3 separate regions of the Homo sapiens genome follow, and all the other regions are linked to region 2. A link is an interaction called in ENCODE POLR2A ChIA-PET data of the cell type or tissue named here. Cell type or tissue: A673. All regions are shown on one strand. Each heading gives the region's core, and the rest is flanking DNA. Links, peaks and the distances in the headings are about the cores only. Region 1 overlaps NPAS3 (neuronal PAS domain protein 3). Region 2 overlaps NPAS3 (neuronal PAS domain protein 3). Region 3 overlaps AKAP6 (A-kinase anchoring protein 6).

Evidence for each region. ChIA-PET counts read pairs that join two places held together with the same protein. Peaks named below come from ENCODE experiments on the same cell type or tissue, not always from the same donor. Only the 100,000 strongest peaks of a DNase experiment are listed, where the experiment ranks them.
Region 1: POLR2A ChIA-PET joins it to region 2 with 7 read pairs; 2 of 35 experiments call an interaction of 5 or more read pairs at or near these places.
Region 3: POLR2A ChIA-PET joins it to region 2 with 7 read pairs; 2 of 35 experiments call an interaction of 5 or more read pairs at or near these places.

What each region holds. Positions count from the first base shown.
Region 1 is chr14:33,072,614-33,082,795 of GRCh38, forward strand. The region is part of intron 2 of NPAS3 (neuronal PAS domain protein 3); the gene reads left to right. Among named protein-coding and RNA genes, the nearest start is that of NPAS3, 140 kb to the left of the region's middle. In A673, for the core only: no CTCF peak of the experiment used is centred there; a DNase peak (open chromatin) is centred at 4,798; H3K27ac peaks cover 386 bases.
Region 2 is chr14:32,981,579-32,991,760 of GRCh38, forward strand. The region is part of intron 1 of NPAS3 (neuronal PAS domain protein 3); the gene reads left to right. Among named protein-coding and RNA genes, the nearest start is that of NPAS3, 48 kb to the left of the region's middle. In A673, for the core only: no CTCF peak of the experiment used is centred there; DNase peaks (open chromatin) are centred at 4,593, 5,383 and 5,783; H3K4me3 peaks cover 807 bases; H3K27ac peaks cover 3,135 bases.
Region 3 is chr14:32,811,614-32,821,795 of GRCh38, forward strand. AKAP6 (A-kinase anchoring protein 6) reads left to right here. Exons shown (of 14, transcript NM_004274.5): 13 at 9,789-10,182. Among named protein-coding and RNA genes, the nearest start is that of NPAS3, 120 kb to the right of the region's middle. RefSeq lists enhancers at 820-1,549, 1,550-2,279. In A673, for the core only: no CTCF peak of the experiment used is centred there; no DNase peak of the experiment used is centred there.

The sequences.
Region 1 (10,182 bases), core at 2,447-6,446, 91 kb after region 2:
ACCCTGAATGGATATTTTGCTACACCACAAAACTAGAACATAATTTGACATAAATCTTTGTTTAGAAGCGAAATAGCAGGGGATGCTGTGGGTCAGGGTGGAACTGGCAGGGCTGCGTGGGAACCTGCCCACATAGCCTGGTGTCTAGCAGAGCTGGCACTTTTAGGCCTTTGGTTTCCTTGAAATTATAGGTAATGAATTTAACATCTAGTCTCTCTTTCTCTGGGACAGTAACCTTGGTACATAGTGTTCTTTCATGTCGACTTGTGACCCATATTTTTGGTATTTCATTTATAAGAAAAATATACATATATATAATTTTTAAAGTTGCCTAATAATTGCCACAACTTAAAAAAAATTTTTTTACTTTATTATGTTTGTACCCTAACAGAAAATAGAATGGGTTAGGCAAGCATTATTTAAATGATGGTGATGCCATCACTGCTGGGTTTTAATATTCCATTTTAATCACTGGGCAAATTGGTCGTGTTTTATTTGGGGAAAATGGAATATGTTGAGGGAGGATGTGGTCATTTTGAAAGTCATTTGGTTTAGTTCAGGAACAAACACTCATTTATCAAGGAAATATTTATTGTCTCCTTTTGGGAAAGTGTAGGCATCCTCAGTCTCAAAGAAGTTGCATGCCAGTGGGGCAATGAGGCATATAATTTATTGATTTAATAAATATTTAGTGAATGCCTACTAAGTTCCAGTTCCTATAGCATAGAGTTTATATTAAATTGAGGGGAGCAGACATTATGCAGATACATGTGGAGTTAAAAAGGTAGAACTCTATAGTATACAGTAAATTAAATCAGGGCAAGGAGATAGAGGGTGGCAAGTGCTTTTTATACAAGATGGGACAGGTGAAGTGCCTTAAGAAGTGCCTAAGTTTTTCAGTTCTGTACAAGTCCAGAGAGCAAACTTATTTGTGGCTGTCGAGAATTGAGGGTCTCTTCTTGGAAAGTTGGAACTTAAAGCTGGCCCGTGAATGAACAAGGTAATGAACAAGCCACGTCTGTACATGACAAACAAAAGATGGAAACAATTTCTATTCAGGATTGACTAGAAAGGGTTTAGGCATACGGAGTCTTGAAGAAGAAAAGAGGAATTTGATTTCGACATTTTATTTAGTTTCAATATACTGAAGTATTTGGGCCAAAGAATAATGGAATGTGTGGGATTTTTGTAACCTCTGTGTTTGCATGGAGTGGATGAGAGAGAGAGGCCAGCTTACAGGCTTTTGTGATAATCATAAAGTGAGGAGACTATATAAATTTTTTATCTGCACAGGCATAGATTGTTTCGTGTTTTATTTTTAAGGGCTGTTGTGTGAACATGGGGTGGGGTAGAGGCATCATGTCATCTCCTGACTTGTGAAAGTGATTTGCTGACTGGAAAGTTTGAGGACCACTGTTCTAGTCCCAGTATGCTGGCTGTGGTTTATGTGATTACCTACATGCTTCAACAGGATTCAATCAGGAAATACTTTTTAAAATTATATTTATTGATAGAGCACCAAGAAGAACTTATGAGATAGTGAACATTGTTGGGCTGGAATAGGCAGCCAGAAATGTTTCTGCAGATGGATTATTATAAGAAATGGCCAACATTTAATTCATATCCTACTATATAGGAAACAAATACATGTTAATGTTATAGGATAGGTATATATAACATAAGCTAGTGATATCAAACAGATGAATTTAAAGTTTGTATTTGTTAGTGAATGCTGCCTGTGCATTAAGGTACCAATCAGACATGACACATGCATGTTGTGGGTGATGGTGCAGGGATAACACATTCTTTCTTTCTTTTTTTGAGACGGAGTCTTGCTCTGTCACCCAGGCTGGAGGGCAGTGGCATGATCTCGGCTCACTACAACCTCCGCCTCCCAGGTTCAAGCGATTCTCCTGCCTCAGCCTCTTGAGTAGCTGGGATTACAGGTGCATGCCACCATGCCCAGCTAATTTTTGTATTTTTAGTAGAGATGGGATTTCACCATGTTGGCCAGGCTGATGTGGAACTCCCTATCTCAGGTGATCTGCCCACCTTCGCCTCCCAGTGTTCTGGGATTACAGGTGTGAGCCACGCGCTCGGCCAACACTTTCTTTCTTAAAGGCAGATCCCATCGCTACATGGGAATAGCTACGTAAATGTGTTTGCTAAAAGCAGAACCAACTTCTGTGATTAGTATGCATTTTCTGCTAGTTACCATATTGAGAAGAGGTGTTTCATAACATTTTTCTGAACTGTTCATTATGAACTACAAGATTCACACTCTTATTAACCTGATTTCTACCTCCATTAGATGATACAGAGGAAGAAAAATAAATCCTATTTTAGTCATCATTTCCTTAGAACTTGTAATTGAAATACTATATTTTCTGCTTCAGTATATAAGCTCTTCTTGAAAGGTGTTCCATTGTATAGAAAGTAGATTTTTATCTTTTAAATCATAAGAGTATGTTGAATATTGTAACACCAGAATCTCAGCATCAACCCAGTTTTTGTAGGAATTCTGACTTAAACAATTTAAGGTCTTACAAGTGAGGTTCACACTTACTATACTTATTGTTACAAATAATGTTTGATTTCTTAAAAATATCTTGGTTAACAGGATTTTCTTAGGGTCCCTCTATATTTTTCGTCATGTTAGGTGACTATAAATAATATGAGCATGAGTATCCTGAAATGTAAGCGGATTCTATTATTAGCAATGTGTTAAGTATCTTAGCTTGCATCATTTAAAAACGTTTCAGTTATTTTTGCAATTTATATTTTATTTTTCATTTCACATCTATTGTACCATTAAAGTTCTTCATGATGTTTGTTTATAAAGTAAGTCCTACATATGCTGCGTTTTCTCTCTTATATTAACTGATAAAGCTGATATTACCAAAGCATAACTAGTACTTGATTCTCTTGAGATTAGCAGTGTTGTTGGCCTGGCTGGCAGTTATCTGCAAGTTGCTAGAACACATTTTATAGCAGCTTCTATTAGTCAACAGAAACGCTTAGAAAACTGCCTCCTGTATGCTTCGTATTAGGCCATTGAGCTGGCAAAAGAGGGAGAACTTAAAATTGTAATTTAACTTCTTTAAAATATTTGTTTAGGGAGATAGTCATATAATGAATTTTCATAAATAATGTTAAAATTTAGGAAATCTTCAGTAAACTGTATTTTCTGAGTCCATAAGAATATGTAGTTTAAGTTCTAACATTTTAAGATTTGGTTTCATATTTTGTTCATTGGTAGGATTGGAGATTGGATTATATTAAAAAATTAAACTGTTTTTAGATCATTCTCAATTCTATGTGTCTGTTTTTATAACAATTAGAATTGGCCTTTAAAATTCTTACCCACTGATATCATAATACAATTTTTGTAAATAATATGTATTTTTGCATTTTCCATCATTATTTATCACCAGGCTTGAAGTAGTATTAAGAAAAAAACCCATCTTGTATTTCTATCTTGACCTTTCCCTCAGCCCTCTCACAAAACCTGAAAACACGGGTCTTTATTTTTTATGCTCAAATTTATAATAAACAAAGGTTGATAAGGAAAAACAAGACCTCACACCCCAAAGAAAAAGGACAGGAGGGTCGTGGAATTGCTTAGCGTGTTGCATGGGAAATTCTGTGTAAGGAAGTAAAGAGCTTTTTGCTGAAAAGCCACCTAGAGCCCTTGGGCAGGGGCATTTTATTTTCCCATAGATACCATGTTACCAATTACATAAAGAAGAGTATAGACTTCTTGTTAGTTGATAAATAGAGATTGCAATCATTTATTAGGTTATTTTATGGTATTTGTTAACGATATTTACCTTCCTAAATTGATTCAGCATAATCCTTAGAACAGCTTTCCTTCATTTCTGGAAGACATATAGATAATGTGGTACTTATATGAAAGCTTACATGTCACTGAAAAACTGTGATTTTTGCCTTAGCTCAACGGAGCAGCAAGATTATATTAACATAGACTTTGGGCCATTTGAGTTCCCATAGGGTATAGAGTGTAGCTGATATGACATGACTTGCCTCCAACAGTTGTTTTAACAAGATATCCTTCATATACAGTATATTGAGCTGAAAGGCATAACTGAGTAATGTTAGCAAGAAACACTGTTGGCAAAATGCTTGACTTTCATCTTTATCTGATTAATCCAAAGCAATGTGTTAGTACAAAAAAGTATTTTCAGCTGAATATATATGACAGAATATTTATTTCTTTTTAATGTCTATAACTTTACAAGAACTATTTTTGGTGTGTGATATTTTTATTCTACAAAAAGTTTTTCTATATCCATTACAAAGGGCAAGTAGAAAAATATCCAGGACTTTGTGAGGCTTGATGAGGCTTATTCATTTGTATAAAGATTTGTTGAGCACCTACCAGGTACCAGGCAACATCCTAGGCATCGTGGGGATACAACAGTGGGTGAAACGGGCAAAGGTATGGGCCCTTGTGGTGTTTACTGTCCTGTGGAGGTAGCAGGCACTAAACAAATAGGTCAATTATAGAATACCTAAAAAGGTGATAAGTACTACAGAGATAACAATAAACAGGAAAGTGGGCTAGGAAGACCTAGAGGTGGGGTCAGGTTTGCAATTCAAAATGGGGTGGTCAGAAGAGGTCTTGCTGAAAGGGTGACAATGAGCATAGTTGTGAAGGAGATGTGGGAGTGAGCTATGTGGATACCTTGATTTCCTTTTGGAAATTATTAGTTCCTGTCAGCTGACTGTATTGCCAGTGCTTGCTCTCTCCAGGAATGCTCTTTCCTGTTTCCTGTGTTTAAATTTTCTCTGTAATGCCTTATATTCTATTTTATATTCTACTTTGTTGGAGGAGGAATGTATTTGACAGAGCAGTGAGCTCATTGGATGAAAGGTTCTGTGAATTTCTTTTAACAAAGCATAAAATCAAGCTTCCATAAATACTCCAAATTGCACCGTATCAAGAATTTGTTTTTTGTAAATGTTTGAAAGTGTAAAAGAAAGCTTTTGCACTCTAAAAATGGTATTTTTACTAATTTACTAATTAACACTTTTCTTCTGCTTAGCACTTTCAAGACTTGATTTAATTACAGTTTCTAGTACCTTAAATAGTGTTTTAAAGTGAGTCAGTGTTGCTTTGCTCAAAACATTGCAGTAAGGGTTTTTTTTTTTTTTTGCCCCTTTTGGCTTCAATTTATATGAAATAGATTTTTTATTTTCCCTGCCAGAATTCTCATTGAAAATACATATATGACCGGGTGCAGTGGCTCACGCCTGTAATCCTCGCATTTTGGGAAGCTGATTGCCTGAGCTCAGGAGTTCGAGACCAGCCTGGGCAACATGGTGAAACCCCGTCTCTACTAAAAATACGAAAAATTAGTTGGGCGTGGTGGCGCATGCCTATAGTCCCAGCTACTCCAGAGGCTGAGGCAGGAGAATCGCCTGAACCCGGGAAGTGGAGGCTGCAGTAAGCTGAGATCGCGCCACTGCACTCCAGCCTGGGCAACAGAGCAAGACTGTTTCCAAAAAAAATAAATAAATAAACAAACATAAAAATAAAAAAAAGAAAAAGAAAATACATATAGTTCTATTACTTGCCTGACGGAACTGCGGACAATCAGGGATATATTAGATGGGTATTTGTTTCACAGACCCAATGATAGAGTTAATTGAACACATTTTCCTTCGTAATACCCAAGTATTTCTGGTTTGATTCTGGGCTTAGAAATAAAATGGAAGAAGCTCCAATTCTCTTCTTTATTCTGGGTTTGGAGAATGCATTTAAATTGGCTTCCAAAATATTGAGAAGATTCCTCCCCTGGAGAGGTGCCTACATCACCATCTATGGTAATGTCAGAGCAATGAATCAATTAGATTTGTTTGGTAATGTATACATTAATGTCTTACAAAAACAAAACCAAAAAAAAAAAAACAAACAAAAAAACCCACATGTGAACCACAGATTTCCAAAAACAGTAGAAAGTCAGGTATCAGTTAAGAAAGAGATTGAAGAGTTAGATTTTTAAGTAGAGCATTTTTCTCTTAGAATGAAATAACCTTAGAGTAACACAATTGATGTAATATTAAGTCTATTCATATTTAAGATTGGGTAGAAGAAATTCTTGGAGAGCAAACTATTCTCAGTATTGCTTCCTTCCTGGCAGAATTCACATAGAAATAGGGGTAGAGAGTTTCTTGCTGACACAGGTGTGCAGTTTCACATTTCTTATGTTGCTTAAACCAGTAAAGTTTTAGAAAATGAAATTATTTTAGAATAAGAATTTATTTTACAGAGTTAAATAGATTTAATATCAGAAAATAATTGAGAATCACTAATATTTTCAGTGAATTATATGACATATCTGGAATTACATTCCCCAAAGTAAATGCATAACTGCTGTTTTGCTGGTAATAGTTGACTTCCCTGAGTCTCAAACCCCAATTTGCCTGTGCTAATAATTGTGCATGCATGTTCAGACAAATCATACTCAGAGATGCTTCAGATGGCTTTCTTCTGTGTCCATTTTGGGGTTATTTTCAGTACCATTTTTCATTGAAGGGAGAAATAGCTGTTTATACAGAAGATGCCTTCCTTTTATTACCATCTTTCCTCCTCCATGTAGAACTCTTTCTCTCTCTCTGTCTTCCATACAGATACCTCATGTATACATATATTTTCAAGGTTCACTTGATTTGTACTTTTTCTTTTTCCTTTTTTTTTTTGAGACAGAGTCTTGCTCTGTCGCCCAGGCTGGAGTGCAGTGGCATGATCTCGGCTCACTGCAACCTCCGCCTCCCGAGTTCAAGCGATTCTCCTGCCTCAGCCTCCCGAGTAGCTGGGATCACAGGTGCACGCCAGCACGCCCAGCTAATTTTGTATTTTTAGTAGAGATGGGGTTTCACCATGTTGGCCAGGCTGGTCTTGAACTCCTAACCTCCAGTAATTCACCCGCCTCGGCCTCCCAAAGTGCTGGGATTATAGGCATGAGCCAGGCCTTTTTTTTTTTTTTTTTTTTTTTTGACAATTTCGCTCTGTCATGCAGGCTGGAGTGCAGTGGTGCCATCTCGGCTAACTGCATCCTCTGCTTCCCAGGTTCAAGTGATTCTCCTGCCTCAGGCTCCTGAGTAGCTGGGATTACAGGTGTGTACCACCACGCCTAGCTAATTTTTGTATTTTTATTAGAAACGGGGTTTCACCATGTTGGCCAGGCTGGTCTCAAATTCCTGACCTCCAGTGATCTGCCCCCCTCAGCCTCCCCAAGGTGCTGGGATTACAGGCATGAGCTATCGCGCCCAGTTGAATTGTACTTTTTCTTTCAAATGTTCAGGCACTGAATTTTTCCTGTGTGCATAGTACTGTTGGGCAATAAAGGTTTATAAAAATTTAAAAATATGTTTCTCACCCATAAGAAAGTTACATATAGTGTTGCTGAGGAGACAAGGTACAATATCAGCACTTTTGAATGGACATATAGTCCAATCTGATTTTTATTTTATTTTTTAATTTTTTTGGGACGGAGTCTCACTCTTATCACCCAGGCTGGAGTGCAGTGGAGTGATCTCAGCTCACTGCAATCTCTGCCTCCGGGGTTCACACCATTCTCCTGCCTCAGCCTCCCGAGTAGCTGGGACTACAGGCGCCCGCCACCACGCCTGGCTAATTTTTGTATTTTTAGTAGAGACGGGGTTTCATCGTGTTAGCCAGGATGGTCTCAATCTCCTGACCTCGTGATCCGCCTACCTCGGCCTCCCAAAGTGCTGGGATTACAGGCGTGAGCCACCGCGCCCGGCCCCAGTCTGATTTTTTTAGGGGAATAAAGTAAGACCCAAATATGTAAAATAGTTGATAAATAAATAGTAGTAGACAGGCAAGTAAGTGTGTAGTTAAGTGCCACAGTGACCATTACCACTAATAAGAATAGCCAAGTTCAGAGAAGCATGAAATCAGTTAAAGTTGGAGAAAGTCTCTAGAAGAAAATGAAACCTGAGTTCACCTCAGATGTTTTGGGGCATTGAAATAAAACATTTGAGATGAGAGAGCTGCATGAACAGAAAGTTTGAGGCAAAACCTGGGCATCGCCTGGTTACATTCTAACATGATCAGGAGATGCCAGAGAGCATTGTTGCGTGAAGTGTGAGTGACATCACAGGAAAGCGTGTAAGAGCTGAAAGAAGAGACCACAAGTAGGGAGCCCATCTAGAGGTTTTGCAGTCTTTCAGCACTTCTGTTTACATTTTACTCTGATTTTTAGTTAAAAGCTGCTTAACAAAGAGAATGTTGTTCTTTCTTTTTCACTTGCTTTTGCTGTCTAAATACTATTTCCTGAAGTGTTTCCCAGAGGCCGTTTGTTAATAAGTGTTATTTGGGAAGTAGGTTAGGTGATTTGGTAAACACTTGGTTAAATAAAACTAGCCAAGTTCTTTACCAGCAATGTACATCACTAATAAGCTGATGTACAATGTGAAATGATGAGGGAAGCCTTGCTGTATAGTATTTCCCCATAATAACGTTTGTCCATAGAGCTCTATTATCAGATGATATTGGGCGTGTTCAGGGTGGTATGGCCGTAGACTAGAGCTCTATTACCTTAAATCATTGCACCAAGGACTAGTGTTCCTTGGAGCATACTCTGCAAATGGTAGATGAGAAATCACTTCTCTCATTTCAGAACCTTGACAATAAAAATCTAGAGCAGTCTGTGTAGACATAAGAATTGAAATATCTATCTGGTTTAAGAGAGAGGAAAAGAGACCAACTTTTTTTTTTTTCCCCAGCTTATTCTCAAGTACTAAAGTGTGTGTGAGCAATCAGCTGCCAAACAGGAAGAGCTGTTCCACTTCTAATTTTAGCTTGCCACCTTGCATTGCTGTAGGAGTGGTTCCCACATGCTGCAAAGAGGTTATTTTGTGTAAATAGAGACTTCTTCTATGTCGTCAAGTGGGAAAGAATCATCATTAGGCCTCCCCACCATTTGCACAGTTTCTGCATGTTGAAGATGATCTGTCCAAACATTTAGACCTGGTTTAATTCTTTTGCATTCATAATTTAAACTGGATCAAGGATTCCTGCTGTCCAGGATCAGTGAACTGATGCAACTTATCTCTCCTCTTTATTCCCCAGAACTGGACAGCATTTGCTGTCTAGTCTCAGCCAAAAGGAACCACTTCTTCACAGCTCTGGGTGTCCATGAATCAATTTGTATTGAACCACTTTGTATGACAATCCTTGGGGCACACTTGTATATTTTGGGTTATTTTGGTGATAGCAAAGTGGAATGCCCTGGACGGCAAACTAACATTGTTATCTTAGGCTGATTTATAGGACTTTTCTCCTGGACAGCCAAACGTGCAATGATTTCTCTTTAAAGATTTATTAAAAGATCAATTGTCCTCGATGATTGGTCATGCCAGTGAGAAATAAGCACTATTAAAGCATCCGTGGAATGGAGAATTGTGTTATAAACACAGTTGGTTCTCAGTGAATAGTGTTGGTTGACTGGCCCAAAGAGAATCAAGGTGAACCCAATGAGAATTGGAACATATGCCTGACTGAAAATTTTAAAATGCTTGGACTCCCGTTTGTGCTCCTAGAAACAATCACATTTATAAGACAATATTGGTTTGTTTGCCATAGAAACACATAAGGCCTAGTTGTAAGAAAGGGAGACCTAGCAGCCGCAAGGCACACACGGCTGGAGTTACCTTAAAAAAAGGTAAAGTTAAGGTGACTTTGGAAGGCCATTTAGACTTTGTTTTTGAAAATTCAGGTTTTCTGAAGACGTTTTGCAAATTTGATTTAAAAGAATTTTGCTGACTCTGTCCAGTTTAAATGTAAACCCTTTTTGTTACTCTTGTTTCATTGAAGTATATTCTGCCACTACCATTGTGTTTTACCGTGTCGATTTGACACTCCCTTCTTGTGAATTTTATGTTGTGACGTTTAGAAGACTGGAATAAGTTGTATTTATCAAAATTGCATTATATGGAATTTAGCACTATACCTCAAACAAGAAGTTGCTTAAGAAATGAATTCTTAGGATAGGAAGTATAAAGCAGTGGTTATAAACACCAATTTTAGGGCTGGCCCAAGTTTAGAATCTCAGCTCTGCCACTTGGGGCCTTAAAGCCCAACTTATTTTCTCATTGGTAAAATCCAAGTAATAAAGTCTGCCTTATAGAGTG
Region 2 (10,182 bases), core at 2,940-6,939:
AAAAAATAACATGTTCTTTTGATTAGAAAAATACTCAGAAAGTTGACTATTTAAAAATAAATCTCTGTTGAGTCTTTTTGTCAAGCCGAAAAAGATTCCTTAATGTATCACATAGATGTGTCTCGAGTTTTCTTACGGCAGCACAAGTCCTGCTTCATCTTGGGGTGGTGTGGAGCGGGGGGTGAGAGGAACTCCAACAGCATACTATCTTGATGGACAGAACCAATGCACACTCAACTCTTAATTGCACAAATGGAAATAATCCAGGCCGTTTTCTTTTCCCTTTAGGCTTCCTTGCTAGATGATCTCATCCACTCTTAGGGTGTCAAATAGCAGCTCTGCTGATGGCCCATTCCTTTTCATCTCTTCTTCCCATTTCTTGCCTTATTTTCTGCTTAATCTTTCAAACTGTCTGATGAACTCCTCTCTCAAGATATCTTACCAGGAACTCTGTCTTAGTTTTATGTTGCTATAGCAGAATACCACAGACTGGGTAATCTATAAAGAAGAGAAATTTAATTCTCATACTCCTGGAGTCTGGAAAGTCCAATATCAAGGTGCTGGCATTTCATGAGGGACTTCTTTACGGCGTGATTTCATGATAGAAGATGGAAGGGCAAGAGAGCTTGAGAGAAGAAGAGATCAAACTTGCAGTTTCATACCCTTTAATAATCAGCATTAATCCATTCTTGAAGATGGAGCCCTGATGGCCTAAACACCTCCTATTAGGCCCCACCTCCCAACACTGTTGTACTGGGGATTAAGTTTCCAACACATGCATTTTGTGAAACATGTTCAAACCATAGCATTTTCAAATTCCAAAATAAGATATCCCTTACAATAGTATCTTACCAAACACAGTGGCTCATGCCTGTAATCCCAGCACTTAGGGAGGCAGAGGCAGGAGGATTGCTTGAGCCCAGGAGTTTGAGACCAACCTGGGCAACATAGTGAGATCTCATCTCTACGAAAAGAAAAAAAAAATCTCTATCTGCACTACTTAAATGACTGACCTTTTAGTCCATGCTCTTACTTCTGTTATAAATGTTCAAGACTTGAGACAACTTCTTCCTTCTCAAATTCAATTAGTTCCTAAATTCAATACACTTATCTTCAGCATGGTCCCTTGCATCTGTCCACTGCATTATATGAACCAGTCAATAGGCATTTTATTGCTAACTGTAGGATAAAGGAACAGAAGGAAGGTAAAACCCGTATCACTCAATTTCCCCGGTTGCTAATATCACTCAGATGGTGGAGGCGGAGTTAAAACTATTGGCCAAAATAAAGCTGTAGGTAACTTGCAGTTTTGCTTATTGTTCTGTAATGATAGGAATAATTTAAAAGTTTGAGGCTACAGCAGAAATGAAGTGTGTCTGATTTGGCCAGTTGTAACAGTTTATAGCATGGCATGCAATTATAAGTTATCTTAAGTGAAGATGAAAGGAAAAAAAAGTTTGTTAGGTATAATTAGAGAAGAAAAACCTATTTCAATACTAAAAACTGTAGATGTTTGAGTAGCATATTGCCATCATACAAAGGTATCAAGGGGTATTTTCACCGCCTTCAACTAGTAATAATAATGAATATATGCCCCATTAAAGACTATTTTAAAAAAATCTTCAAGTTCTGTCTTTATTAGAGTATTTTGTAGGGTTTACATCCCTGAAAAATATGTCCTTGTGAAATTTTGTATTTTTCTTTAGACTATAAAAATTCTCCCACTTCTTACTTCACCAAATTGTGTATGTGTGCATGCATATGTATATGCATGCTTTATATTGATGGAATGATTTAGTACATTAAATAACCTGTTTACATTCCCACTATTCAGGGCAGGGCACTCACTTGTATTAAATTATTTATTTTTGAGATAAACACTTTCATCTGTCATTGTAGGTTTCCACTCATTTTTGTTCCTCTAACAATAATATTAAGTGCAAAATTTCCCTTTATAGATGAAAAAATAATATACACCAGTATTCATTCTAAAAGTTTTTGCCAAACAGTATAAATTTAAATCTTTGGCTGAAACTGTGTGATTTGTGTGGTTTCCCTTCCGTGTCAATAATGGCTATATATTAGTGATGCTGCACTATATTCATGCAATTTATAACACATATTTAATGAAATAGAATTATTATTATTATTATATATTTTTTAAATGGAGTCTTGCTCTTTCACCCAGGCTGTAGTGCAGTGGCATGATCTTGGCTCATTGCAACTTCCACCTCCCAGATTCAAGCAATTCTCCTGCCTCAACCTCCTGAGTAGCTGGGACTACAGGCATGTGCCACCAAGCCTGACTAATTTTTGTGTGTTTAGTAGAGATGGGGTTTTGCCATGTTGGCCAGGCTGGTCTCGAACTCCTGACCTCGAGTGATCTGCCCACCTTGGCCTCCCAAAGTGCTGGGATTACAGGTGTGAGGCACTGCACCCGGCCAAATAGAATTATTAAGTATTGTACAGAAAAACTTATTTAGAAGAGAAGTCATTTAATACAGTGTGGTAAAGTGAAGTTTAACTGACTAGATTCAGTATATGTAACACATTATATGGTTTCCCATGTTGTGAAAGAGAGTTGCCAATCTTTAGATGCAACCCTGACCTGTTATAGTGCCTCAATCTTATTTTGTTTGGTTTTAATCCCTGCTGTATCTTAGAATTTTGTATGGAGTTAGAAGCAGAGCAAGGGTTTTTTCTCCAGCTGTTCTTCAAGGATCTTCCACTTAGATTGGAGCAATGTGCTTATATAAATCTTGCCACATTTTTAGTGCTTCTGTAAGGTGAAAATGCTCAAATAGGGTTACGTAAATACAAACTTACTTTGGGAAAAAAAGTAAGAGGGAAAGAGATGAACTGTAACAGAGATCTGGTTTTTCATCAACATTTTGTTTTATGAGTCTTTGGAGATGTGGCTAAGTTGAGTAACTAAATACTTATGCTTCAGTTCTCTATAAGCCTTTCTTGTGCTGTATTTTGAATGGAAATAATTTTAAAGCAGTTTTTTCTTTGGTATTCACAAAATTCTTTCCAACAACATTATCAGTGAATTGGATGACATTGAGATAGCAGGAATACTATTGTGTTTGTATGTGTTTTTTAGAGATGGAAACTCCTTAAAAAAACACAGTGGAACCGAAATAATGTCTTTATTGTTCATTCTTAACAGAAGCTCCATTTTCTTTTGTAGGGTGGAAATGGTTGACTTTAATTATCCTTAGTCATGTGAATATTCTGTGAATTTTTGCCCTGTCTTCTAAAAGAGTTTGTGGGGGAATGGCCACCAAGTCTACAGCTCCAGTGTAGTCATTCCTGTGTTCTAAAAGCTCAGTATTTGATTTAATTGCTAAGGACAATTGCATCAGTGGGGATTTTTCTGACTTGATATCTATGTTGCAAACTAATTAAGTCCTGGGTATAATGTGCATAAAAATATACATAATTTGAGAGCCAAATTATATGTATTCTTTCATACTGGGAGTTCTTTAAATTGTGGTAATGATTATTTGTTGATATTCATGGGGGCCATATGATATGGACATCAGAACATTGTCTCAGCTTGATGTGCTTATAGTCAGATAACAAGGAATTCATATATATTGATACAGAAAATGGTAAACAAAGAAAGTAATCCTACCAATGGGCTTGGTGACTGTGGTCTTTATGTATGCTGGTGTCTCATTTTTAATTTAGGTAGGGCTCGTGTGTGTTGAAGGAGAGAGGTGCAGCTACACAATTTAGAGGCTATGGAACATTTTTGAAAAGTCAGAAATCTATAGTACACAAAAATTTTAATTATCCAAATAACACAGGGAGGGGACCTTTGGTTATTAAAATACTCAGCCTTGTTGTTAGGCTATTCTCTTGCAAATGGGAACTTTTAGTGTTTCAAGAATTAATATTTCTGCTTGTTTTCTGTAAATAATTTATCTAATGCCAAAAATACATGTCTAGTAAAGAAATTTAGCTCCTTTTGGAATTTTCAGTGCAGACTTACTAGGGAAGATTTTTCTTAATGTATGCCAGCTAGGTATTATGTTTAAAAAACAAAACAAAACACAAAAATCAACAAACTCATAAGAAAAGATACACCATGGAAGGGAAAAGAAAGCAGAAAAAAAGATTTCAGGCCTGTAGGAGTGCAAAGAGTTGATTTCTGTATTTAACAAGGATGTTTAGGATTCACATTCTCAACATGGATGGCAGCAGCCTGATTCTCCATAATGCAAGGAAATAGCTTAGAAGAAGCTATAAAGTTCTGTCATGTCATGGCTTGGTGAGCGAGGATGGATTTACACGATCAAGGATATAAATGGCTTTGAGTGAGTCGTTAGTCATAAGGTCCACGATTCTTCATAATTGACATGGCTTCCCCGTGTCATTCAGACAGACAGCAGTAAGGACATGGGGCTGCAGCCATTGTCACTACAGCCCTGAGAGTCCACATGGGCGCCGCTGTGAGGATTCTGAACTCTCCGTGCAGGAGAACACTGTGTGCCTCTTGAACCGTCTGTGTGCAGCTGTGGTTTTGGATGTGTTGCATCATTTTAGAAATCATGGCTGGGGCTCTAGCTTTAAGTTTCTCACTCTGATTTGTATGATTTAGAGGAGAGAATATGAAAACTGGTTCCATTTCCCTCCAAGTGTGACCTGTGTTCACACTTTAGCTTGTGTTTTGAGAACAGGGTGGGAATGTTCTCATGTCATTCATTATGATTCAGCGTATTTTAATGAGGAGAAAGGGAAGTATAGTCTCTTTAATTTAAAATATTTTGGATAGTCTACTGGGTGCCTTCCTTCCAAGGAACCATGGACATTTTGACACATTCTGAAAGAGTTGGACACAGCTGATTTCCTTTGACTATCAGGAAAAGTATGGAGAAGGAGAAAGGGAAACCTCTGTGTGCATGGGTTTTTGTGTGTTGATGTCAGTGGGGAGGGTGAGGTTTTGATTCCATTACTATATGTCAAGTATGTTTTAAAATGTGACCTAAATCTAAAGGCAATGCTAACTCCAATCAAAGACTTTTCTATTAAAATTTAAAGTTATTTTCGGTGTCTCATTCTACATTTTTAATAGTGGCATAATTGTAAAAATTATTTTGAAGGTTAGTGGTAGTAGTTAAAAAAGTTAGCAGTTCCACTGCATAACATTTAGTTAACAGCAGCGTTGTAGCTTTGATTGAGCTGGGCTGTGGGAATGCAGGTCTTTAGCTAAGGATGGATATGATTTTACTTTATTTTTTTTAAGGTGGAGAAATGAATGAGGCATGCATTCATGTTTTTCACCTAGGCCAAATGGAAGACTTTTCAGTGATGTAACCCATTAGGCTGGAGAAGCTTTTCTGTGGCGCTGCCCCGCGGTGCTGAGAATAAGTTATGAATGCTGCACTGTTTTCAGTGCAGAGGGCTTTGCCGGGAAGAGAGCGGTGTGCCTGGGCCCCAGCTATTGAGAAGATGCCAGTCAGGGATGAAAACGTCTTTCATGAAACTATAGCTAACTTCCCTGTGACACATTACCATAGAGCAGAGAGTATTTTTAAACCAATAGTGTGAAAATAAGCACAATACCTTATAAAAGTCGGAAGGCTTTATTTTAAAGTATGCACATTGAGTGACTAAAAATACACAAGTTTGTGTCAGAATTTTTTTTTTTTTTTTTTAGTGAATTGGTCTTAGCAATTTCCCTTCTCTCCCTCTCTCTCCCTGTTCACAGCTCTGATTTCTTTTGCCTTTTGGTTACAACTACAAAAGATGTCTTCTGAGACAAATGCTGGTCCATGACATCAGGATGAAGGAATGCTCAGCCCAGTCCTGCATGTTTGAAAGCATCAGCTGCTTGAAAAAAATGTTACATTTTCCAGGATGGATTAAAAAATTAAGGATGATCCCTGAAAGCAGTTAGTTTCAGACCTTTACACAAGTTTTCTTATTTTTTATTTCCAGTGATTAGAAAGATACCAACATTGGAATTGGATTTTGAAAATTAGTAATATAGCATTTTTCTTGAAATAGAAAATGTGCTGTGGTCTTTATAAAACAAATGATAATAATTGATGACAGTAACAACAATTGGACAGCATACAATTATATATTCTATAAAAATTACAAACTTAAAAGTGTAAATTTTAAAGACCAAATCTTTGCTTTTATTTTAGACAGTATAATTTTATGAATTTACAAGACTTACATTAAATTATTGTATGTAAAAAATACTTTAAATTTCTTTTTACTCTTCTTAGCTATTACCATGACTTAATTTGGAGCATTTCCATGAAATTTCTTATACTTGGATTAAGTACATACTAATTAAAATAACAACTAAACATTCTGTCATGTTTCAACATATGAAAGAGGCATGCTGCTTTTATTTCCTTTTTAACTATTGGTATCCTTATAAAGTTAATTATTGTTATTAATTTCCCCTCCTGATTCTACATCAATAGGAGAAAATGGAAGTTCTAGAAAACATTTTAACAATAACAATTTCAATAAAATATATCAAAATGCCAATATGTAAAATATTCAAATAAGATTTAAGAAAACATTGATTTGGTGATTTGTTGCCTATATATTTAAGAATCATAATGTCTGAGTATGGCAATTCTCCATTAAATTATGGTTTAAAGTCTTAATCATGATATAATAGATGGTAATCTTGTAACTGAAAAAATGATTATTTTTGCCCTCTAAGACTGTGTTTTTTGTATGTCCACAGCAGACTTATGTCAAAGGAAAAGGACAGTTTTCTTTAATCTTTTATCTTCTCAGTAAAACTAAATTATAAAAAGTAATTCCTTTGGTATACGATAGTAGTTTAGAAACAGACACATCCTATACATTAAAATGAAAACATTTTCTCCATTAAAATGAAAATTTAAAAAAAGATTGATTAAAATGTAATAATGAATAGGAAACCGATTAATCTAAAAACATGTTTAGGATTCAAGCTTTCAACTGGTCTGTTGTTATATGAGAGAAAAGAGAAAATCTTGTATTTATACAATACCTTTTTTTATGAGGACCCTGGAGGTTGAATCTGGTTTTATAACACCAATGGGGTGTGTCATCTTTGAGTCTCACTAGCCACAGTGGCAACTAAGTAGACTGGACACATGTTCTTTTGTCCTCACAGTCATACACTGATGTCACTTGACTAATGTTCTCCAAAACTTCTCTAGGGCTTACTTAATCTCTCCAATACTTAATTTATACCCCTTAAGAAGACCTTCCAATTTATACTTTTCTCTAAATTTATTTATTCTATATCTCCAATTATGTAACCCATGGCACAACTTCTGTAGAATCTTCCCTATCATCTAGTCACTCAGTGCGTATTTATTGAGTACCACTATACCACAGCCACTAAGCAGGGTGGTGGAGATCACAGATGAGCTAGACATGGTATCTGCCATCTAGGATCTCCCAGTCTGAGTGTGGGGAGGAACAGGAATGGAGGCAGAAATATGTGCAAAGCAACAGTTGCAACTAGTGTGATGAATGCTGTGGAAGAGGTAGGTAGAGGATATTCTGGTGGCATAGAGCTGGGCTACCAGTTGCACTGTGGAGGCTCAGGAGTGGATGTCAAGAGCAAGGAACCCTTTAAGTCTTGAAGAATGAGGAAGAACTAAGCAGGTAGATAAAGTGGAGAAGGACATTCCAGGCACAGAGGCAGAAATACCATAGGGAAATCTATACAGGCTGTTGTGACTGGACAGAGGTAGTCCTATACAGGAAATGAGGTTGAAAAGCTATATTTTGAGAAGTTATTAAAAGTTTGTGGCCGGGCACGGTGGCTCACGCCTGTAATCCCAGCACTTTGGGAGGCCGAGGCGGGCGGATCACGAGGTCAGGAGATCGAGACCATCCTGGCTAACACGGTGAAACCCCGTCTCTACTAAAAATACAAAAAATTAGCCGGGCGAGGTGGCGGGCGCCTGTAGTCCCAGCTACGCGGCAGGCTGAGGCAGGAGAATGGCGTGAACCCCAGGGGGCGGAGCCTGCAGTGAGCCGAGAGCCCGCCACTGCACTCCAGCCTGGGCGACAGCGAGACTCGGTCTCAAACAACAACAACAACAACAACAACAACAAAACAAAACAAAAAAAACCTTGTATTCTATGCAATGAATTTTGACCATTATTTTCTACTTCCTATCACAATACCTGTGAATTGAATTAAGCTGAAACAAATACAAAGATCAGCTTGGGAGTGAGCTAGTTAGATTTGAATTTCAGAAAGATGACTCTGGTAGTGATGTGGAGGAGAGAGGAAGGAGGTGAGATTCACGGAAGGAGATATCAGTGTGAAGCTCTTGCAGTTATTCCAGGCAAGACTTGGTGCCCCCATTGAAAGCAGTGTGAATAGGGGTGGACTTGATAAATTATAGGAGGCAAATCTACACAAACTAATTAGTGAATGGATATGAGGGGTGAGGATAAAGGAGGGAGTCACGATAAGCAAAGGTTGGGTTCTACTCAGTACACTGTGTTTCTATTCCCTGAAACAGGGAATGTAGGAAAAGGAGCAAATATGTGCCAGAAGATCATGAGTCCTATTTTGGATGCTTTGAGACCAATGTCTTCCATGAAAACGTGAAATGGCAGAAACCCAGATATTTGCAGACTAATCCAGAATATGAAAATAATGGAATGTATTTGATAAGCAAGTGCTTATTGAATGATTGAATGTGTGTGATTAGCCTTCAATTCATTACATTTTAAATGACTATTATTGACTTGCTATGATTATTTTAAAATCATACAGCACAACAGGAAGCATTCTAATTATTATAAAAGTGAAAAGATAAGTGGCACAAACAACTCTTTTTGTGGCTTTAAATTTTCCAGATAGGTTGATGTGACTATACATAACTCTATACTTAAAGTTGATTAATCTAGATGCTACCATTATTCCTCCTTCCCTCATTGCCCATTTTTTTGAATGTTTTAGTAATAATGGAAGGCTACCAGTGGGCAAATCCAGTAGGTAGAGGAATAACTGGAAGAGAAATGACCAATCAAAAACTTGAAAACTAGGAGTAAGTACAGATTTTAAAAAGTCAGGCCAGGTACGGTAGTTCACACCTATAATCCAAGCACTTTGGGAGGCTAAGGCAGGAGCATTGCTTGAGTTCAGGAGTTTGAGACTAGCCTGGGCAACAGAGTGAGACTCTGTGTCTACAAAAAAATTTAAAAAATAATCAGGCATGGTAGCGCACGCCGGTAGTCCCAGCTACTTGGGAGGCTGAAGTGGGAGGATCACTTGATCCCAGGAGGTTGAGGCTGCAGTGAGCTATGATCATGCCACTGCACTCCAGCTTGGGTAACAGAGATGCCATCTCAAAAACAAAAACAAAAACAAAAAAAAACAAGCCACTGATTGGAGGATTAATCCATTTGTCAAAGTTTGTTCTTGGTGAAGTGTATTACTGGAGGCTTATCAGGATCAATGAGATAGATACAGGATAGTTATATACAGTCCTGGGCTCAAGTGACCCTCCTGCTTCAGCCTTCCAAGTAGCTGGGACTACAGACAAGTGTTACCATGCCTGATTAATTTTTTAATTTTTTTTTTTGTAGACACGGGGTCTCACTATGTTGCCCAGGCTAGTCTCAAACTCCTGCTTTATGTTCTTGATGGTTCCCCAGAAAGCCTTTCTAGGTGTTGGGGCTATAATTTCAGCAGAATCAAGTCCCATGTAAAATGTAATCTGGACATGAAGGGTAATGTCCCCTAAGACTACCTTAGAAGTCTTCACTCTGGAGAATGAAGATTCTCAAGGGATACCTGGCCCTTTGGTAAAACGCAGCATTGATGTCTTTAGCTTTCTGTCCATTGGCCATAGTTTGCCCAATAACACTAGTGGCCTTTGTCATTGAAGCTGTACAAGGTAGTGGTCTCCTGGATCTCTCATTTATATCCTTGTAATGGCAGTGGAGATAAAATGTAGGTAGAATTCTTCCCCCTGGCTCTCCAAAACAATACAAATAACACATGTAATTCATTTAATGACTAGATAACAATGAATATCAGTGACAGTTATTTTACTGTCCGTCTCTTAATTTGCATCATTTAGATCATAACCCATGATTAGTTTAAAGCGATTTGGATTATAAATGCTATCCCATACTTTCAACATTTGAAAATATCATTCAGGGTTGGTTAAAAAAATATGATTG
Region 3 (10,182 bases), core at 3,300-7,299, 170 kb before region 2:
ATCTGATACTAACTCCAGATAGATAGTGTCAACGTTGGATTAAATAGTAAGACACCCAGCTCATGTCTGGAGAGTGGACAGTTGCTTTTTTACTTGAGAAGCCTTATATCAGAACTGTAAAGGGCACGGTTCCTAAACGTGAGTGAACTCTATTATCTGATATAAGGCTTTTCAGGTAAACCCACATGTTGGCAAAGCTCTCCTTGTACCTTCGACTACCTCGGGATCATGCCAAGAATCTTGTGTTCTTGAAACTGAGTTTGCAAGTTGGGACCTTATGTCTATCTCACAGGAAAATTCGTATGTTAGAAAACTTCACTTGTTTACATGACTATTCACCTTCTCTTTTCTACCAATATGCATTGTAGGTTTTAAAAAATGTAAGTTTTTATTAACGTAAGATCATTTTCATAAAGGAGGGAGAAGGGTATACTTTTCCCTTAGGCAAAGGTGAGGCAAAAATTACATCCAGGGGTATAAAACTCACATGTTATGTCAATCCCTGAGCAATGTCAGGAAAAAAAATGGGGCCAGATATTATCATTGGGAGAAAAGAATGTATGCAACTTTGCATGTGGTTCTGTCACTGTCATTCAAACAGATTTACCATGTGGTAGAATGAAGAAAATGCCACCATTTCATTGCAGTTGGGATTTTTACAACTTCATTGATGTTATTTTTCTCTTGAACTTTCTTTTATTTGTTTCAGTTCTATGTAATACTAAAGAGGTAAGAAAGAGAAATTCTTTTAATTGAAAAACTCTTCCTAAATTTTTAAAAAATTCATTTTAAACAGTCCTACATTTAGGTACTTTCTTGAAACTCTGGGGGGAAATTCCAGGGAAACACCAAATATAGTGACTGAGAAACAAAAAATAAACCAGTTCTCCTATTCAGGCTCTTCTCAGTGTAATAAAAATTTCAGTGTGTTGACATGTAAAGCAACAGTCAAGATAATTTATTTGCCAGTGAAAAGTAGATTATTTTTCAAGTTACTTCTAGTGAAACATTCAGAGTTAGGTGGGAAAGTAACTTTTTTCTACAGTAGATGCTTAACAACTATGAATAATGATTTGCACAAGAATTAACTTGCTTAAGAAAAACAGAGCCTGATGCAAGGGATTCATCTGTTGCCACCTACCTATAATACTATCAACACTGAGGTTATTGCACCTGAGAATTCTTTAGAAATTATGACAGTATCTAATTCTTTGATTTATTGGCACAAATATATTGCTTCTCTATAAAAAGTTTCTCTACACACACTTAAAAGTTTCTCTGCACACACTCAGACAGCAAATGTGTGGGGTTTTTTTACACCAAGCTACTGTCTGCTCTCTGGACATGAGCTGGGTGTTCTACTATTTAATCCAACTTTGACAGTGTCTATCTGGAGTTAGCATCAGATCCCATACGGGAAAGGGCTCAGTCCCACAAGACTGCCTTCACTTCAGATGCCAATCACGCAATTTCCCATCCTTCTGACCCACGGGCTGTAAATTCCCACAACCCTTCCTTAGGTTATTCTAGCCATAACTTGCTAGAATTGCTAGAAGAGCTCAAGGAAACACTTTACTCACATTTACCAGTTTATTTAAAGATACAACTCAAGAAAAACCAGACGTAAAAGAAATGTGCAGGGTAAGGGGGCGGGCAAAGCTTCCACATTTCTCCAGGTACCTTACCCACCTAGCATCTCCAGGTGTTCTGCAACCTAGAAGTTCATCAAATCTCTTTGTTCAAGAAGAGTAGTTACAGTTTTCATCTCTAACCCTACCCCCCCCCCCAACCCCTTTCCCAGAGGTCCTTCGGTGGAGCTGAAAGTTCCAGCCCTCTAATCACTTGGTCTTTCTGGTGACCACCCCCAACCTGAGGCTATCTCAGGACCCTGCCCTAAATTTTCTCATTAGCATAAACTCTGTTGTGATCAAAAGGGGCCATTATGAATAACAAAAGGTATTCTATCGCTTAGGAAATTCCGAGGGCTTTAGGGGCTCTGTGCCAGAGAACTGGGACAAAGGCCAAATATATTTCCTATTATACCACAGCTTCTTAATCAAAATAGCACTTATGTGGGCAGCCCCTCCAGTGAACCTGAAGTTACAGTAAGAAAGGGAAGAAAAGAAATCCTTATATTTTTTTGTATTGCTCTTTCTTCTCGGAATTCCTTCCTACAACTTCACAATCATCCTGTTTATAGAACATTCAAGGTCTTTGCAACTTATTCTTCACACACAAAATCAAATTCAAAAGTGATAGGATTTTTTTTTTTTTTTTGCAGGGGGCGGTTGTTATGTAGAGTTGAGATGGGCTACTGTGCTTTGAGGGTAGAGGTATTAGAACAATTGAAGGGTTTCCTGTACATTCTATGACCTCTGTGGTTTCTCCAATTGTGTTCTCCTTCCAAGACTGGTGCTGGGACAAACAAGGTGTTGAACAGTACCTGACAGGGCCACACTCCTAATTTCAACTCAAATTTTGCCAGAGAAGCTGGACTTTTTCAGGCTACCTTCTAGCACATCCTGTACTTGTTTCTTCATGCACTGGCCTCTAGCACCTGCCCTCTCTAAGGTTACAGATGATTTTCTCTTCGTTTATTCAGTGGCTTTCCCTTAATTCACATAAAGTTAATCACTTTAAAGTGAGCAGTTCTGTGGCATTTAGTAGTTTTAAAATCATTTTAAAGTGAGCAGTTCTGTGGCATTCACCATGTTGTGCAACCACCACTTCTTCCAAACATTATCATCACTCCAAAAGGAAACCCCAAGCCTGTAAAGCAGTTGCATCCCATTCCTTCCTCCCCGCCCGCAGGCCCTGGAAAGTACCAGTCTCATTCATCTCTGCAGATTTACCTATTCTGGATACTTTATATAAATGGAATCATACAATATATGACTTTATTATGTCTGGCTTCTTTCATGAAACATGTTTTTGAGGCTATTAGCTTTTACAACTGAGAGTTTGCACCAGTTGAAAGTCAGGGATTTTCCACGTGATTTTGCCACAGCACAGTTTACCCTCAGAACCTTTCTCCAGATCCCTTCAACAGTTCTTGAGACAACAGGCAAGTCTTTTTACTTTTTTCCTTCAGATCACTCAGTAAATTTTTCCTTTCTTTCTTTTTTATTTTTTGGGGACAGGGTCTCACTGTGTCATCCAGGCTGGAATGCAGTGGTACAATCATAGCTCACTACAGCCTTGAACTCCTGGGCTCAAGCAGTCCTCCTGCCTCAGCCTTACGAGTAGCTGGGACTACAGTCATGTGCCACCATGCCTGGGCAATCAGTAATCACTTTTTAAGAAGCTGCTTCATGCCAGGCACTATTTTAAGTACTGGGGCTCTAGTGGAGACAGGACAGTCAGAGTACCTGTCCTCATGAAGTTTATTTATGGGAAGAAAACCCCTGCTTCCCATTACTGGACTCCCTTTTGTCCCTGATCCCTTTTGAGAACAAAGGCAATTTTTACTGTTATAAAACTTACTTTAAAACAACATCTAATGGATTTTTCATTTTCAACTATTTCAGAATTATCTGTGTAGTCAAGACTAGGAAATGTGTCCGTGTCAGTACTGATTTTAGTGAGATTTGTGAGATGACTTTGGATTTTACTTGTCTGTTTTGAGTTTCTGATCAGCTTTGTTATTGAAAAAGAGCATTCACTAGAACAGTTTTTGATCATTAGTGTGAGATAGACTTTCAAAGCGTTTTCTGAACTGAGACAAGTTACTTTAACATTGTTGTCAATCTGATAGATAGTGAGCAGGATTTGATTGCTCTAATGGGTCAGTTGTGATAGAATTTCAGACAATGGACTTGCCTTTTTTAAAAAAAGGTTATTTTCAGGAAATAGAAAGTTCTTGAGCTATGGGCCTTGCTGAGGACTGGGCAAGTGTCTTTTCTCATTTGGTTATCTTTGTGGGATAAGTCCAGCTAGGATATGAAAAGACAAATGTATCACCTCATTTACAGTGCAGTAGAGGTGAGTAAGGGGCCTAATCAATGTTTCTTTCTTTGACTCTTTGGTCGTACCAAAGAGATTAGTCAACCAACCTCCAGTCTTAAACACTGTTAACGGTTATTTAGGATTCAGCCATACTATCGTCTCCTCACTTCACCAGAGGGAATATATATGCTGATGGCTGCCAGTCATTCCACCCCTGCTGTGTACCGGGCTCTCCCCTAGGACTTTACGTACATTTTAGTAATTTAAAGCTCCCAACAGTCTATAAGGCAGATACAATGTACTGTAATTGTCCCAAGATAAACAAATGATGGAACTGAGGCATATAGAAGTTAAATAACTTGTCCAGGATCACACAGCTAACATATGGGAGGGCTGATCCAGGATTCAAACCCAAACCTGTATGAGTACCTCCTCCAGTTGCAAAATGGCTGATAAACATTGAACATTATTCTTTTTATCCTAATTTCTATTTTATTCTATGTTTTTTCTTGCTGACTCTGAATCCATTCTCTGCTCAATAAGAGGCAGAGTACTACAAACTCAGAGTTCTCTTAAAAGTTATCTTTCCATTTTCAGAGATGGAAGCAGCTGTTTGTCATTGCTCTTATATGGTTTGTTTGTTTGTTTGTTTAGAGACAGGGTATTGCTGTATTGTCAAGCTGGTGTGCAGTGGCATGATCATGGCTCACTGCAGTGTTGAACTCGTGGCCTCAAGCAATCCTTCCACCTCAGCCTCCAGAGTAGCTAGGACAACAGGCACATGCCACCATGCCTGGCTAATTTTAAAAAATTTTTACATTGAGACAGTGTCTCACTATGTTTCCCAGGCTGGTCTCAAACTCCTGGGTTCAAGCGATCCTCCTGCCTCAGCCTCTCAAAGTGCTGGAATTACAAGCACGAGCCACTGTACCTGTCCTGCTTTTGTTTTTGTTTTTATAAAATTTCTACCTAAGTCTAATTTAGGAAAATAATTATGTAACTAATGCTCAGACACTTTGGTTTAGGTTCAGGGTTACAGGGTGCCAAGAAAAGCAGAGTATAGAATGTTGGCATTTCCCCTAGTTTAAATTGGTTCATCTATACTGAGGTATATGTTATTTTCTCCCACCTCTCCATCACCCCCTCAAACCTGTGTGTTCTGCTTTTCACCCTGGGGTAAATATGTACACCTTTATTCAATTACAGTTATTGCTGCTTATGTTTTTGTCACTTTTATTTATTTATATGTTATTGTTGTGTTCTACTTTTCTCCAGATAAATCTCTCCTGCCTGGTTTTTGCATGTGGTACTGCCCAATAAACTCCTGGATCTAGAATAAACAGGGGGAGCACATATTACAAAACCTTCTTAAAGGTTCTGCACATTCTGAGTACCAGAAGTTTGACTGTAACATTCAGTTCATCCTAGTCTTTTTGAGATTTTTTAGAAAAAAATCTTTCAAAAGATGCAACTTTTGAAAGGAAATTAAAGGTATCTAGAGGCGGCTACATCAATTCTCTATTAGGTTATTGTTTTGTAGACTGTCGAGTTCCTTTATCTTTACTCTTTAGGTAATAAAGTATTTCTCATCTCTTATACACACCCACCATTTAAGCTAAAATTGTAAGAAAATCCTGGAAATGCAATCATGGGAGACCTAACTCAATTAAAGCCATACACATGCAGAGGGTATTAATTGAGATGGGTATTACCTGCCACGGTTGGAATCTTGGTTCTTCTTTTTTTGTCATCATCATAATCATTTCTCCACCACTTTTATTGCTTTCTCTGTATATGTTGTGCTAATATAAATAAAATGCTTCCAAGTGTAAAAATAATAAAATAAACTAGCATTATTTAATTCCATTTGTTTCTTGAGCAGATCTGTATAGCTGTGTGTGTGTGTGTGTGTGTGTGTGTGTGTGTCTGTGTTTGTGTGTGTGTGTGTGTGTGTGTGTGTGTGTAATTATTTATATAATGCCTTGGTTTGGGCCAAAATTCTGTACCCATGCAGCAAGTCTATGAATAGAAGACCCTTGCATGAATTAATTCAGAATTATTTCTGGAATTGCAGGCTGTCTTTTGGAACCTCATTTATTACTCCCTATCCATTTGGTCTCATTCAAATACTCTTAGATTTTGTCTAAATTCATTTAGATTTATCACTATATCAAAGACAGGAACATTGTGCCTTTTTTAAAAAGTACCAAATAGCTCCTCTGGGAAAACAACAACAACAAAAACAAACGTTTGATTAGCTTGAGCATTATTGGTTGTGTTGGGCTATCATCAAAGAGAGCATTCAACCAAATAATTTTCCTATCAGTTACATCTTTGTATATGCAAATCTTTTTTTTCCCAAAGAGAACTTTTTTAGTTATATAAATACTCTAACATCTTTCTTGGAAACTTTTCCCACTTTCTTGCCCCAGGGGTATATTTTATGGTTGAAGTTAAATCCTGAGGAAATGGAGATTTTATTGAAAATATTGACAGAATTTAATCCACAACAGGAAGGGAGTGAGCGAGGGCAGAGTGAGTAGCACTTCTTTAATATGAAAAAATTTAAAGTCTAAAGTGAATGATTTTCTAATGAATCCTGTCAGATATTTCCTGGAATTGCCATACAAGAAATTTTCAGAAATCACAATAAATATAAGAGGTTTATAAGAGCAGAGAGTTAATAAAAGAACAGTATTACATCCAAAAGTTTAATCTTTTCCTATGGAAATTTTCCATTCCAACTACAGCTGTTTGTCAGTGTTCCTTCCCCACCACACACACACACAGATACCAAAATCCTCAGATGCCCAAGTCTCTGATATAAAATGGTTTATTATTTGCATATAACCTACAGTCATCCTCTCTCTTTACTTTAAATCATCTCTAGATTAGTTACAGTAGTTCATACAATGCCTACACATCACTTGACACAGGGAAAACTTGGGTTTTTTTTTTTTGTAACCGTGAAATTTTTTTTTACAAATATATTTGATCTGCAGTTGGTTGAATTCATGAATTTGGAACCCATGGATATGGAGGGCCAACTATATTTTACTGAGCAAAGGAATTTTTTCCTTTAGGTGCTGCTATAAATTTTATAGTTTCTTAGGCTTGAATTCGTAAAGCCGTAAAGGCAGCATTTGGTCAGAAAACGACTGTGTCATGGAAGATGAGTCTGACTTGCAGGTGCCACTTGGGCTTAGCTCCCAGCCCATCCAGATGGCACAATTCCCGCTTCTCCATGTGAGCCCCTAGGTTTGGGATCCTTGTGGAAAATCTGTGCTGCTAAATGTTAAAGTCAACCAGAGAGTTACAAAAAGAGCTCCTTTGAAAGACTAATTCAATTATTTATTAGCACTCTCAGAGTACAGTGTCAGCCAAGATAGTATTTGAAATTAATATACTATTTGATTAGACTGATTGATTGTTCCTACAGCTGAAGATTTTAACATTCATTAGCCGTACTAACTGGTCATTAGTACTTCCTTTATCAGCAAGCAAAGAATAAACAGAAATTCTAATAAAAATTCATCACAGTGAATGTACTCCGTACCTAAGCCACTGTGATGATTGCTGGGTACTAGATTAACTGCTGTAACATTGGCAGTGGGAAAGATTTCTCTTAGAAAACTTAAAAATTTCCCTTAATTAATGTTTAGCTTGTAACTGGACTCTTAAACTTAAGTAGGCTATACAGATAATCTCTTACATACCCAGTATAATAAAGTGCTAATGGGTATTTTATACTTAATGTGTTTGTGTGGTACCCTTTAACTATTAGTTTCAGGAAGGATTGAGGGCTTCTTAGGAAAGTTTGCTAACATGCTGCAGGTGACGCTTTTTCCCCACTACTGAGGAATACAAGCATCATGGGCTGTTTTTCAACCAGACAGTTAAAATAATTCTGACATTAATACAAATATGCTAGCCTGTTATGCTGTGTGATACCTCTGTCTTTCTGCCAAGTCGTGAATCCCTTGTGGTTTTAATAGCAAATTGGAAGGTATGATGTGAAGAAGAGAATGAAGCAGGCAGAGGAAACCCTTTATGAATTGACTCAAGACCACACTAGAGCGATTCTGCATGTATTAAGAATTATAGCTACTGGCTGGATGTGGTGGTTCACACCTGTAATCCCAGCACTTTGGGAGGCCAAAGTGGGAGGATCACTTGAATCCAGGAGTTCAAGACCAGCCTGGGCAACATAGTGACACCCTGTCTCTACAAAAAATAAAAATTAGCCAGGTACGGTGGCACGCACCTGTAGTCCCAGATACTTGGGAGGCTAAGGCGGAAGGATTGTTTGAGCCTGGGAGGTTGAGACTGCAGTGAGCTGTGATTACACTACTGCACTCCAGCCTGAGCGACAGAGCAAGACTGTGTCAAAAAAAGAAATACATATATATATATATGTATGGCCACCTAATACTGTCTGCCTTCTCAGCACTTCGCAAGCACTAGCTTGTTTAATACTCAGAATGATCTTGAAAAATTGACAGTGCTATCCCCATTTTACAGGCAATGAGACTGTTGCTCAGAAAGGTTATTAAGCAGCTTGTCCAAGGTCATGCATATGGTAAGCAGCAAAGTCAGCCCTTCAACCAGTCTGCAAGTTCTAGTGCCATACTCATCTGCTTGGCTACGCTGCATAAGCATAAGCTGAACTTAGAAGTTCTGTTTGTGTTTCTGTCTGTAGGTGAGCCCATCAAGTTCTGCACTATGTATATATATATATAATCTTTCTTGGCTCTAGCATGAATTCAGACAGCTGGAGAGCAAGTAAGGACAGTGAAGGAATTTGAACAGAGTCCAGGAGCCTAGCCAGCTACTGTGTCCCAAAATATGTCAAGCTCTATCTAAACAGAGGCAGAGCCAAGAAGTCCAAGGAAACATCAAGGGTCCCAAGTGGGCAGGCAGAGAGCAGCATAAGGGAATCTGGGCTACTTCATCCTGGGGTGGTCAGGAAAGTCTTCAAATAATTATTCTGGGGCTGGTGTGGGCTGGAGTGAGAGGTTCCTGTCTATCAGAAATGGGGGAAGGACTAACAGTAAGTAGTGAGCCAAGTTAACAAGGACCAAAGTGAAGTCTCTGTCACAGATAGAGACTGGAAAGAAAGGGGCTGAGAGAACTTTGACTAAGAAATTGCCCTGGAGCATTCAGGGTCTAGGAAGATACAGCTAAGGAGAATAGTCAAGTGTTGCTAGTCTTATGTCTGATTGGGAGCAGGGCCACAGTCTGAAAAGACAGATCCCTGAATAGGAACACAGAGGAAGGGGGGGTACACAGTCATGTGCCTCTGGCCCATGAAGTGCTCTACATGGTGGCTACAACTCTATTTTAAGTCCCCAGGCAAAAGCTGCTTAAAATGGAGAACCCAGGAATAGAGGCAAGAAGGAGTTTGCCATGTGTGGCTGCAGATAGTATTCTACTATGGACTCCAGAACTGAAATAGTATCAGTGTGAATGCACCTTAGGAGATGTCATAGGCTGTACTATTTTTACCTTCATTCACCTGATAGTTTTCACTCTATCCAAGATTCAAAATGTAGATGAATCAATAGGAAATGGCTAATTCCATAAATTACAATTTGACAATAATAATCTTACATTTTAGTCTATGTTATTGCCTTCAGTAACAAATTACTATTGATAGAAAAGCCTCTTTCAGTAATTTCTGGGTGTTATTTCAGAGAGGAATAGAGTTGATAATTAGGCCGTCTTTCAAGTCCATGCTTGGGGCAGTTTTCTTTCCTGAGTCTTCTGAGAGATTTTCAATGGATAAAATTTTCATGCTTGTGTTCCCTAATTCTTCTCCTTTTCTTTTTCTTTCTCTCACACAGGAGACTTTGAATGTGATTGATCCTGGCTTGATGGACCTAAATGGGATGAGTGAGGATGCCCTGGAATGGGATGAAATGGACATAAGTAACAAGTTAATTAGTTTGAATGAGGAATCAAATGACCTTGATCAAGAACTCCAACCTGTTATCCCTTCCTTGAAGCTTGGAGAGACAAGTAATGAGGACCCTGGTTATGACGAGGAGGCTGATAACCATGGGGGATCTCAGTATGCCTCAAATATTACTGCCCCCTCTAGTCCACACATTTACCAGGTGTACAGCCTCCACAATGTTGAACTCTATGAGGACAACCACATGCCATTTCTGAAAAACAATCCAAAGGTCACTGGCATGACACAGCCTAATGTTTTAACTAAGAGTCTCAGTAAAGACT